Linked DNA regions of Homo sapiens: region 2 is linked to region 1. A link is a contact called in ENCODE Hi-C or POLR2A ChIA-PET data. All regions are on one chromosome and are shown on one strand. The core of a region is the stretch at or near the end of the contact, and the rest is flanking DNA. Distances in the headings are between cores, read along the strand shown. Region 1 holds the start of CENPH (centromere protein H). Region 2 holds the start of POLK (DNA polymerase kappa).

Region 1 (5,905 bases), core at 2,158-4,657:
CGAGTAGCTGAGCTTATAGGCATGCACCACCACGCCCAGCTAATTTTGTATTTTTAGTAGAGACGGGGTTTCTCTACGTTGGTCAGGCTGGTCTCGAACTCCTGACCTCAGGTGATCCGCCCACCTCGGCCTCCCAAAGTGCCGGGATTACAGGTGTGAGCTACCAAGCCCAGCCATATATATATTTTTTAAATGGTAAAAGAATCAATACTTATTTCTCTGTTGATTGCCTGACAGTCTCACTCTGTTGCCCAGTGGAGTGGAGTACAGTACAATCACTCAATCACTTGAGCCCAGGAGTTGGATGTTGTAGTGAGTCCCAGCTGGGACTATAGGTATGTATCACCATATCTGGCTACGTTTTTTTTATTTTTGTAGGGACGAGGTCTCACTTTGTTTCCCAGGCTAATCTCAAACTCTTAGCTTCAAGTGATCTTCTTGTCTTGGCCTCTAAAAGAGCAGATAGTCAATTTTAGATAAACATCTTCTTTCAAAGGCTACAACTAAACTTCCTGTGGCCTGCCTTACATCTGTCGTCTCCTAGGTATAGAAATTCTACAGTGTTAACTAAATCTAGTTTTTGGATGTCACAATCCCTTAAAAATGGTACTAGCTATATAGAGAACAAAAAGACTATTGGAACGTAAACTTTCTTCTCATTTGGATCTGAGCTCTAAAATCATCTTCTTAGAGAAGCCATCCCTATGAAAAGAAGCCCCTCCCTCTTATCATGCCTTTGTTTCCTTCAGCACACTTAGCATACTTCATAAATATCTTGCATGTTTACCAGTTTTGCCACACTATAACATATATAAACAATTTTTGGTAAAGTTAATTTTATTTTCACTCGAGTACTGTTAATCATCAAACTCACAAAATCTTATTTGAGGCCAGGTGTGGTGGCAAAACCCTGTGTCTACAAAAAAAATACAGAAAATTAGACGGGCGCAGTAGCATGTGCCTGTGGTCCCAGTTACTTGGGAGGCTGAGGTGGGAGGATTGCTGGAGCCCAGGAGGCTGAGGCTGCAGTAAACCAGAGACTGCGCCACTACATTACAGCCTGGGTGATAGCAAGACCCTGTCTCAAAAAAACAAACAAACAAACAACAAAACCCTAATTTGAAAATGAAAATACTTACTTGCATCAACCATTGATTTATATTCTAAGAGTTGTTGTTTTGTCTGTGCTCTCAGCCTGAAAACAGATAAAGAGAATATAAAGTCACATATTTATTGATTAAGGTTTTACTCATTACCACATGACGAACCAACTCATTCTTTTTCGGAAGCTGATACAACAAAATAAATATAAATAATTAAACTCCTAATTACAAACTTCTAATTTGGCCTCATTTTATTTAAAATGGGTATAAAGAACTTTAAGGCCTCAGAGGAAGACACAAAATGGAATACACTGGGAAAACAGCATCTGTCAGGAAAAGTTAAAAAATTGGTGTTTAAGATTTTTTTCTTTTTTTGAGACGGAGTCTTGCACTCTTGCCCAGGCTGGAGTGCAGTGGCGCAATCTCGGCTCACCACAAGCTCCGCCTCCCGGGTTCACGCCATTCTCCTGCCTCAGGCTCCCAAGCAGCTGGGACTACAGGCGCCTGCCACCATGCCCGGCTAATTTTTTGTATTTTTAGTAGAGATGGGGTTTCACCGTGTTAGCCAGGATGGTCTTGATCTCCTGACCTCGTGATCCACCCGCCTCGGCCTCCCAAAGTGCTGGGATTACAGGCGTGAGCCACCGCACCCGGCCGCTTAAGATTATTTTTAATAGGCCAGACTGAACTGAGGATGCTATACAAAGAATAGACCAAAATGATTAAACCCCAAACCACTGTATTTACAAACACAGATTTTTATCAGGAGATACAGAAAAATAACAAAGATACTAATCCTTGGATTACTAATTCATATAGTTTTTCAGTTGTTCTATAAATCCAAAAATCATACATAAGTAGAAAAACTATGAGCAAATGGTAATTTAAGATGACAGCAAGGGTGAGGAGGAAAAAACAATAAAAAAGAAATAGACATCTTTTCATTTTTCAAAACATTTAAGAAAGAAAAAAATGGTAATTAATTTTTTTTTTTTGAGTCAAGAGTCTTGCTCTATTGCCCAGGCTGGAGTGCAATGGCACAATCTTCTGCTCACTGCAACCTCTGCCTCCCGGGTTCAATCAATTCTCTTGCCTCAGCCTCCTGAGTAGCTGGGATTACAGGCGCCCGCCACCACGCCCAGCTAATTTTTGTATTTTTAGTAGAGACGGGGTTTCACCATGTTGGCCATGGTTGGCCAGGCTGGTCTTGAACTCCTGACTTAAGGTGATCCGTCTGCCTCGGCATCCCAAAGTGTTGGGATTACAGGCGTGAGCCACCGCGCTCAGCCAATAATGATTTTTTTAAAACTACCTCTGTTATGATATAGAACAGAGGACCGCAAATTTTTTTCTGTAAAGGACCTGATAGTAAATTTTTTAGGGTTTGTGAGTCACACGGTCTCTGTTTTAGCTACTCAATTCCACCCTTGTGGCAGGAAAGTTGTACTCCAATAAAACTGTTTATGGAAACTGAAACTTGAATTTCTAATAGAGTTCACGTGTTATGAAATATTTTTATGATCTTTTCCCTGCAACACTTAAACATAAAAACTATTCTTAGCTTGAGTGGTCACACAAAAATAGGCAGTTAGGCAGATTTGGCCCAGGACCTTCTCCTGCTCACTAGTTTAGAAGACGAATGTCCCTTCTCATCGAATCTTCCCCAGCAACCGCTTAGTGGAAAAGTATAAACACCGTCCGCTTAGTAGAATTTATAACATATAAAGCTTCTGGGTTACAAAGGGTCGTAGTTCTAAAAGAAATGGTAGGGGCACCTTCCTTCCAGTTTAGCTCTGGCATTCAATTTGTCTGTAAACCAGAGAGGTAGGGGGAGGGCGGGGAAACAGGAGGAGAAATTACAGCTTCTAAGGGCCCGGGGCACTGTGCTCAACACTTTCCTAGACTATCTCATTTAACCCTTGTAACCTCTCTCCAGGGGGTCATTTTTCTCTCCTTTTCGCTGATGAAGAAAGAGCTTCAACAGTTTAAGTGAATGAGGCAATCACGGAGACCTGACGTGACCGAGCGTGAATTCGAACCCTAGCCCTTCTGAGCAAGGGCGGAGTTCCGGGCCACAACGCCCACTTGGCCCCGGCTGAGGAGGCCAAAGGGAACAACCTGAGGAGCAGGGTCATGCGGTCCTCGCTGCACGCCGCCTGGGCGCCGGCGACCTGCGGTGGCCCGCCTGCCCGGCCTTCCCCTCCGGAGTCCGCGGGCTCGTCGGCGTCTTGCATCTGGGGCTGCTCCTCCATTGCTGGTTGAGGGGAAAGGCTACCACTCAACAGGCAAACGCGCTCAGAAAAGGTCGCTTTTCCCGCCACTAAATGGACGCCGGGAAAAGGCCCGAGGGCCCCGCCCCTTCCGCCCAGGGCCCCACCCTTTCCGCCTTGTTTTTCGGTTGCCGTGGTTACTACGGGCTCCTCTTTCATCCGGGCTCTACTGGTGAAAATAACTGCAGACGGCTGGTAAAAAGTTGGAATAGCTTTCGTTAAGCGTCGGATGTGTAGAGTGCTGAGTTAGGGGCTGGACTAGAGACGTTGGGACATCTCCCGGGAACAGCAGCCTGGAGGGGAAAAATCTCCTGACCTAAGTGGTCATTCGGCCTTGGCGCTTGGACACGGGAGTGCGGCGACAGCCATATGTCCATCCATCTTGGCACTTTTCCGTCCTCTGCCTTTGAAGATGGGTGTGCCCGGCAGGCTGTGAAAGATAAACATTAGAGGGTTGTTTAGAAGACTTTTTTGACCTGAGCCCATGAGGTGCATACCCTTTGTTTGGCGGAGAAACCAGTGGCTTCTGAAGATCAGGGACGGGCCACAAGTGCGAGGCATTGCAGACATTTCGAACCCAGACTTCCAGCCTGGAGACATCCACACGCTTCCAGTTTCTTGCACTGGTACTTCATTCTGTCATTATGATTGCCACCACTCGTAACTGAGAGTTGCGTGCCCTCAAGTTTTGAGTGTCTGCAGGGTACCTTTGAGCTTTCTTAGCTGTGTAGTGAGTGGGGGGAATGGAGAAAATGAAGGACAGATGACTGATTTGTAGTTTTTCATTTGGACACTGTCCTTGCCGCACAAGCACAGCAGCTTGAACCTCTTTGAACAAGAGTCGAGAGTTCTTTTACAGCTAATTACCCACTAGTTAAACTTGATCATACTGTGCTGTTTTCTTCCTCTCCATTGTCAATGTAATACGGCTCCTGACAAAAGTTAAATTCGCTGGGCGTGGTGGCTCACCCCTGTACTCCCAGCACTTTGGGGGCTGAGGCGGGTGGATCACCTGAAGTCAGGAATTCAAGACCAGCCTGGCCAACATGGTGAAACCCCGTCTCTACTAAAAATACAAAAGTTAGCTGCGTGTGGTGGCGGGCGCCTGTAATCCCAGCTACTCAGGAGGCTGAGGCAGGAGAATCGTTTGAACCCGGGGGGGCGGAGGTTGCAGTGAGCTGAGATCGCGCCACTGCACTTCAGCCTGGGTGACAGAGTGAAACTCCGTCTCAAAAAAAAAAAAAAAAGCCGGGCGCTGTGGCTCACACCTATAATCCCAGCACTTTGGGAAGCCGAGGGGGGAGGATCTCGAGGTCAGGAGTTGGAGACCAGCCTGACCAACATGGAGAAACCTCGTCTCTACTAAAAATACAAAATTAGCCAGGCGTGGTGGTGGGCACCTGTAATCCCAGCTACTGGGGAGGCCGAGGCAGGAGAATCCTTTGATCCCGGGAAGCAGAGGTTGCAGTGAGCCGAGATCACACCAGAGATGCACGCCAGCCTGGGCAACAGAGCAAGATTCCTTCTCGAAAAACAAACAAACAAACAAAAAAACAGTTCAAAAGACACAGAATGGACTGGTGGCGATGGCCCACGCCTGTAATCCCAGCACTTTGGGAAGCCAAAGCGGAAGGATCGCTTGAAGTCAGGAGAACAGCCTGGGCAGCATAGTGAGACCTCGTTTCTACTTAAAACAAAAACAAACAAACAAACAAAAAAACAACAGGTGTGGTGACTTAGACCTGTGGTCCCAGCTACTCAGGAGGCTGAGATGGGAGGATCACTTGGGCCCCAGCCGTTGAGGACTGCAGTGACCTATGATCGCACCACTGCTCTCCATCCTGGGTGACAGAGTGAGACCCTGTCTCAAAAAAAAAAAAAAGCACAGGATGTAAAATCAGGCATTAGGTTTGCTATTCCTACATGTAAACTTATGGAACATTTTCTTGTTTCCTTTCATTTTGTTTTACAAAAAGGATGATCCCATTGTTAACTTTTTCTCTTTACCACTTAGTGGATGCCTTCCACTGTCTCACCACAATCTTATCCTTTTAAGCAGTTGCCTATCAGGTGTCTCCACTGCTCACATTTGGGACAAAAATAATGCAATGTGCAGTCGCTCACGCCTGTAATCCCACCACTTTGGGAGGCCAAAGTGAGCAGATCACCTGAGGTCAGTAGTTTGAGACCAGCCTGGCCAACATGGTAAAACCCCATCTCTACTAAAAATACAAAAAAGACTGTCTCAAAATTTTTTTTTATAAAAATAATAATGCAATGGTTATCCAACCGTGAGAATTCGGAGGAGACCTTGTTAAAACACATTTCTGGGTGTCTCTAGGATTGTTTTGCATTTGTAACAAGTTCCCAGGTAAAGTTGCTCTTGCTTATTGAGGAGGACACTTTGAGAACCACCACCATAAAGGGTCATAAAACGCAATTAAAAAAAAAATTCACAGTAAAACAAAAAAGGGTGGGTGTAAGGCCCTGCATGGTGGCTGATGCCTATAATCCTAGCACTTTGGGAAGGCG
Region 2 (6,606 bases), core at 3,077-5,576, 6.3 Mb before region 1:
GCTTCTTCACAGCTGAGTGAACAATCAACAAAGTGAAGGGACAACCCACAGAACAGGAGAAAATGTCTGCAAACTATCCATCTGACAAGGGATTAGTAACCAGAATATATAAGGAGCTCAAACAACTCAATAAAAGAAAAATAATCTTATTTAAAAATGGGCAAAAGAATAGACATTTCTCAAAATAAGGCATACTAATGGCCAACAGGTAAATTAAAAAAATGTTCAACATCACTAATCATCATAGAAATGCAAATCAAAACCACAATGAGCTATCATCTTACCCCAGTCAAAATGGCTTAAAAAAAATTTTTTTTATTATACTAGAGACGAGGTCTCACTACGTTGCCCACGCTAGTTTTAAACTCCTGAGCAGCTCAAGTGATCCTCTCACCTCAGTCACCATGGGCGGCCTAAAATGGCTTTTATTAAAAAGATAGAGAATAATGGATGGTGGCAAGGATGTGGAGAAAGGGGAACCCTGCTACACTGTTGGTGGGAATGTAAATTAGTACAGTCACTATGGAATACAGTATGGAGGTTCCTCAGAAAACTTAAAATACAACTACTGTATGATCTAGCAATTCTACTACTACGTATATATCCAAAAGGGAAATCAATACATTGAAGAGATATCTGCACTCACACGTTTATTACAGCACTATTCACAATAGCTAAAATATGGAATCAACCATCAATGGATGAATGGATAAAGAAGATGTGGTCTATATACACAATGGAATTTAGCCATAAAAAAAGAATATTGGGCCTGGCATGTTGGCTCACATCAAATCTCAACACTTTGGGAGGCCAAGGCAGGAGGATTGCTTGAGGCCTCCCTATTTCAAGAATATATGGAATAAAAATTTGGGTTTGCTATGTTTTTATTTTTATTATAATTTCTAATAAAGTTGTTTTTCCACTATCCCTTTATTGCTGCTTCTCAGGACTATTCATAAAATGACCAAAAATACAAAAAATAAAATGATAGTAAATGACAATGACTATTTTTCCTGATAATACCAAAGGTTAAATCAATACGTTTTTCCTTTTAGTAGCAACACAAGACAAGGGGATAGTTGCAAGAGGCTCCAGAGATCATTTAAATTATTTATGCGTAATTGGAACATATATTTGCTAGTGTACACTAGCAAGAAAAGAGCTGTAAACTGGCTATATGTTACTGCACCTTAAAAATGCATGTGGATGAATTTTCTTTTAAGAAAACTGTTAAACTAAAGAAAAACTATGTAACACACCTAGAATGTAATCTATCTGGCTCTGACAGATTCTCAAATGTTTAATCATTTAAAAAATTTGGGATAATAGTTTTTTGGAATTTTTTTTTTTTTGAGACAGGGTCTCACTTTGTCACCTACACTGGAGTGCACTGGCATGATCACAGCTCACTACAGCCTCAAACCTCTGGGGTCAAGCTAGCCTGCCACCTCAGCACCCTGAGCAGCTAGGACTACAGATATGTGCCATTATGCCTGAGTGACTTTTCTAAAATCTAAAATCAATTCTATATGTATTAAAAGTTATGTATTGCAAGCGCCTAAGGTCCAAAGTCTGGACTAGACTATTCACTAGCGATGATCTGGGCAATTAACTTCTTTGAATGTTAATTTCCTCATATGTAAAGTAAGAATAATGTCTACCTTGCAGGATTTTTGTGAAGAGCGAATAAATCAAATGAACCTAAAACAATGTTTGACATTTTGTAGGCCTTTGGCAAATGATAATTGCTACTTACAAAAGGCTATGATGTTATTTGGTTCTTTGGTGTCTGACCAATTTTAATCATGTTAGTGATTTTTTTCTTGGGCCTTGTTAATTGCAGTTCCCACAACTTCTCTTCAATCATCAACCAAGTTAAACTTATTTCATTCATCAGTTATTATTTACTGAAAACCTCCTATGTCACACACAATTTTAAATATTTATTCACTCTCTACACATAATTATTGTCAGAATACCTAGACAGAAAAATGCTAGAAAACAATGAATCTACAGAAGAAGTGGTTTATATCTTACTTTTATAGCACCCCAGTCAGATTATCATATAGCAAGATCTTAATAAAGATCTTAAACAGGGATAAAGTATATTTTCATAAACTATCACCATAGCAACATGTTCTATAAAAATATATTTTTTCAACTTATTTGACTAAGAAGAAAAGGATGTGAAATTATAGTAGAAGTGAAACAATAAAAAGGTTAGAAAAAAACAGGAAGCAAAACACGTTTACTAAATAACTATCAAGAGGATTCTACTGATACCTAATATACCACCACACTGCTTTATATAGTATGCCTTTAAAATATTAATAAAAGAATTTCTCACAGTAACAGGAAGAGACTCAAAAGCTAAGCAAAATAAAAACGACAGAAAGAACATGTGTACATGCCAAGAGTGGGCACTAATACTGTTCATTGGTGTACCGTACTGTGTGCTTTTTAGACTAAAAGATTTTCCAATGTTATAGTGAAGCCTATGAAATACCAACTACTCTAACAAGTTTTTATCCCATAAACCAAACAGATAGGAGTAAAAGATATGGGAATACATTTTCAATTTCATTGAATAGTAAGAATATTTCTGCTTGAAACATTCCTAGCCTGGCTCTCATTTCTACAATAGGAAACAGGATAAAAAGGGTGGCCTACACACCCTTTGAAATTCCATTTCTGAAATCACTGTCTTATTCTCGAATGTTAGAACTTTTTATGAGATCTGACATATTCTCAAGCAGCTGTGAAGTGCATTAAGGTATCAATGAGTATCCCCATCTACCTCTTCCCTCCCACTTTTCCAAAAATACAGCTGTCTTTGGAGACTTAAATGGTAAAAATCAACAGATAAAGGAGTCCTAGACAGATATGCAAAGTCACCTTAAGGATCAAAGCTGCAGAATAAGACATGGCAGTATGAGCATAATATAATAATAATTGATATTAGTAAAAGAACTCATCAATATAAATGGAGTGTGGATGGTCAGAAAAAGAAGAAAGTAAAAGAAAGCAAGATAAATATTGGCAATGCCTACTTAAATATCCATTGCCACGATAGGGATAACCTAGCTTCATGCTACCAACCATTCAGAATCGTAATTAATCCCCCATGCAGGAAGAAAAAAATATGATACTGGGATATGGGAGAAGGTCATCAAGCCTAGATTTGAAACCAGGATATAAAGAGCTGGAGTTACAGGCACCTACCACCATGCTCGGCTAATCTTTGTATTTTTAGTAGAGACGGGGTTTTACCTTGTTGCCCAGGCTGGTCTCAAACTCCCGGCCTCAGGTGATCCACCCACCTCGGCCTCCCGAAGTGCTGGGATTACAGGCGTGAGCCACCACACTCGGCCAGCGTTTTCCCTTAGACTCGAAATTTCGCTCCTATCGTCCCATCCTTGTAGTAAGAAAGTACTCTTTCTAAGGTTTAATAACAAATTTTACTCTTGGCAATTACAAGGAAATCGACTATATTAAAATAGCTAACGAGAGGAAATTACTGAAGCTACAAAGTCAAAGTCTCATAATCAAAGTTATCCTTGACAACTGACAAGAGTTGTTAGATCTTCTATTGGTCTTTCTGCTAATTCAACCCTAGTCTTAAAACAAAAATAGCCTCCTATTGCCTAATCCCTTGTACACACAAAACCACTGCACTTCGGTATTTCTAATACGAGAAAGTTTCTATATATCCAACCTTTCCTATCTTTGAGGGGCAGGCATGGTTAACGTGGTTCTCAGTAAGATATTCATTTACAACCAAGAGAAAATCCCAGGCTATCATCTCACATTCTTGTTTTACTTTAAAAACCTTTCTAACGTCATTTATTCTCTGACAACCTCAAAATTACTTTCTACAAAGCAAACTCTAGAAATCTAAAAATGCGAAGTGCGTGCTTGTGAGAAGGTACTAAGGAAATTCTTCCTTTAAACGTCAAATGTGAATTCTAACTTCTAATGAGTAAGACCCTCGAGATTTACAGCGGTGGTCTGGTGGAAAGAAAACCCTTGGCACTAGTAGCTCACAAAACCCCAGCCCATGGTTGAGGCGGAAGCGGCCAGATGCTCCCGGGCTTTCGACAAGCCGCCCTGGAAAGCAGGCCCGTCATCTTCAGCGGAAAGCTCTCTCACGTCTGGGCCCGCAAGCCCGGAGGGTTCGTCATAAACACACAAGGCAAGGATAGAAGCGAGGCCGAGGGGCTGGTCACGCAACTGTCAAACGAAGCCCACCCACCGACTGACAAGGCCCCAAGGGGACAAGCGATCCCCGCGCGGGATACTCACCCGTTACCTCAGGATCGCGACTACAACTCCCAGGAGGCTGCGCGAGCGACGGACCAACGCCCTTCCCAGAATGCAGCACAGCTGCATCCCTACCCCGCCCTCTCCTTTCTCCGCTCCTCCTGCTTTTCTACCCGTCGTCACCCGGGAGAGCCGGAGGTAGGGTTCGGGAGGAGGATCCCGAAGGCTCGGCGTGTCGCGTCAGACGCCGGGAGGGGGACGGGGCGGGGAGTAGTGGGGGAGAATGGGAGGACGAAGGGGAGGGGAAAGGACAGGGGAGGGGAGGGTAAATAGTGGGCCAGGCAGGAAGATGGCGGCGGTAGCGGAGGTGTGAGTGGACGCGGGACTCAGCGGCCGGATTTTCTCTTCCCTTCTTTTCCCTTTTCCTTCCCTATTTGAAATTGGCATCGAGGGGGCTAAGTTCGGGTGGCAGCGCCGGGCGCAACGCAGGGGTCACGGCGACGGCGGCGGCGGCTGACGGCTGGAAGGGTAGGCTTCCTTCACCGCTCGTCCTCCTTCCTCGCTCCGCTCGGTGTCAGGCGCGGCGGCGGCGCGGCGGGCGGACTTCGTCCCTCCTCCTGCTCCCCCCCACACCGGAGCGGGCACTCTTCGCTTCGCCATCCCCCGACCCTTCACCCCGAGGACTGGGCGCCTCCTCCGGCGCAGCTGAGGGAGCGGGGGCCGGTCTCCTGCTCGGTTGTCGAGCCTCCATGTCGGATAATCAGAGCTGGAACTCGTCGGGCTCGGAGGAGGATCCAGAGACGGAGTCTGGGCCGCCTGTGGAGCGCTGCGGGGTCCTCAGTAAGGTGAGCAACCCCTGGTGCCAAGGGACCCCTGGCCAGACTCACCTGCAGCGAGGCAATCCGCTGAGGCGGTGGGGTGGGGCTGGCGGGAGGCGCGGAACGTGCCGGGGTGCGAGGCTGAGTGTTGCTGCAGCGACTAGGGATGAGGCGGGGATATAGGGGCACTGTCCTTGTTGCCCGGGGGCTCGTCGGGGGCAGCCGAGGACCAGGGAAAGGGTGTATAAACCTGAGATCCAGTTTGGGAGGCCAGATGCGCGCCGTGACTTGGGACTTAGGGCGGCAGCTGTCCCGGGTGTAAGGAATCCGGGTTGGGCTTCAGCGGTGTCCGAACGACTGGGCATGGGAGCGGTTCAAGTCGGACCTCTTAAAAGAGGTTGGTCTCTCTGAGGATGCCAAGCCGAGTAGGTTGGGGGGCACTGCGGACGCAACTCTTTCGACAGAAGCTGGAGCGACTCAGCTTGGTGTTGAAATTTGAGGTGTTGAATTCTGCTAGGTTAGATGTAGTGAGACAGATGAATGTGGAGGACTTTCTCCCTCACCCTGTACCTTAGTTCAGAATAGAGATATTGAATCGGCACATGATGGGTACAGGAAATATTCATAGTAACTTGGAACATGTGAGAATGGAGACTGATCTTTAGTCCAGGAAGAGCATTACTTAATAATAAAATATTTTTGCGGTAAGGGGTCGAGGGTAAGGAAAAGATGTTTTATCTTTTATATATTTTTTAAAATCCCTGTATCAAAATTTTAGCAAAGCAGTCATTATAGGACTGCAGGTGGATGATCTCTTGATATTACATAGTTGTGGGGATTTTTTTTTTAAGTTTTTGCTGTAAGAAGATTCACGTAGCCTTTTTGACTTCTCTCTCCCTTCCTGTTAAACTTTTTTAGACATGGCTGGAGCTAGCAGTTAACTTGGAGAGGGGGAGCTGGGCCAGTCCCTCAACAAGCTGGTCATAAGATACTATGTCATGTGCAGCCAGTGGCTATTAAGAAATCACCCTGTTTCCAGTATTCATATTTGGCAAATCACTTGGACATTATTTGTGGAATTGTTTCATATTAGGCTTTTATAATGTCTAGAAAGCTAATGAGAAGGGGGCCAGGAAAGGCATGAGTAGTCAGAACTAAGGATTGCAAGTGTTGACTTTTATTTGTATAGCAGCAAAATTATGTTGTATATTGATGCTGTGATCATTCTTGAAATTTCAGTGCAAGGTTTTCAGTAACGAGAAGCTCCTCAGGATTTCTTTAGATTAAATGTATCCTGTAATTTAGGAATCTCTATTGAACACATTGTGTAGTAGGTATACATTTTCAGTTGGTAATAGGAAGTGGGTTACTTGCTTCTCAGTGATTTTGGTAGTTTCATCACTGCTCATAAGATGGGAAGCTGACTGCCATATTAGTATTGTGATGTGTTAAGTATTTTACGAAACAAATTGTACTTTTGACCTACTGATAATTACTTTTTTGGGGGTTGGGGGAGTGGAGTGACCGG

Evidence for each region. Hi-C counts contacts between places; a loop is a spot of excess contacts on that map. ChIA-PET counts read pairs that join two places held with the same protein, here RNA polymerase II (POLR2A). Pooled maps may share reads with other maps.
Region 2: a map with no recorded cell type shows a loop between it and region 1 (11-fold over the local background). The contact joins the promoter of POLK here to the promoter of CENPH in region 1. A Hi-C loop is called at or near these places in 1 of 37 single-sample maps with no recorded cell type and 2 of 50 pooled maps. POLR2A ChIA-PET finds 5 or more read pairs at or near these places in 1 of 52 experiments (T-cell).

The regions. Positions count from the first base shown.
Region 1 is chr5:69,187,085-69,192,989 of GRCh38, reverse strand. CENPH (centromere protein H) reads right to left here and starts at 3,407. Exons shown (of 9, transcript NM_022909.4): 1 at 3,222-3,407; 2 at 1,140-1,195. The coding sequence starts at 3,355. It overlaps LOC112267932 (a long non-coding RNA gene), which reads left to right and starts at 3,513. Exons shown (of 2, transcript XR_002956215.2): 1 at 3,513-3,999. RefSeq lists a silencer at 3,356-3,475 and enhancers at 3,334-3,628, 3,556-3,795.
Region 2 is chr5:75,509,611-75,516,216 of GRCh38, reverse strand. It overlaps POLK (DNA polymerase kappa), which reads right to left and starts at 4,326. Exons shown (of 15, transcript NM_016218.6): 1 at 4,303-4,326. It overlaps CERT1 (ceramide transporter 1), which reads left to right and starts at 4,588. Exons shown (of 17, transcript NM_001379029.1): 1 at 4,588-5,105. The coding sequence starts at 5,010. RefSeq lists enhancers at 4,032-4,411, 5,162-5,231.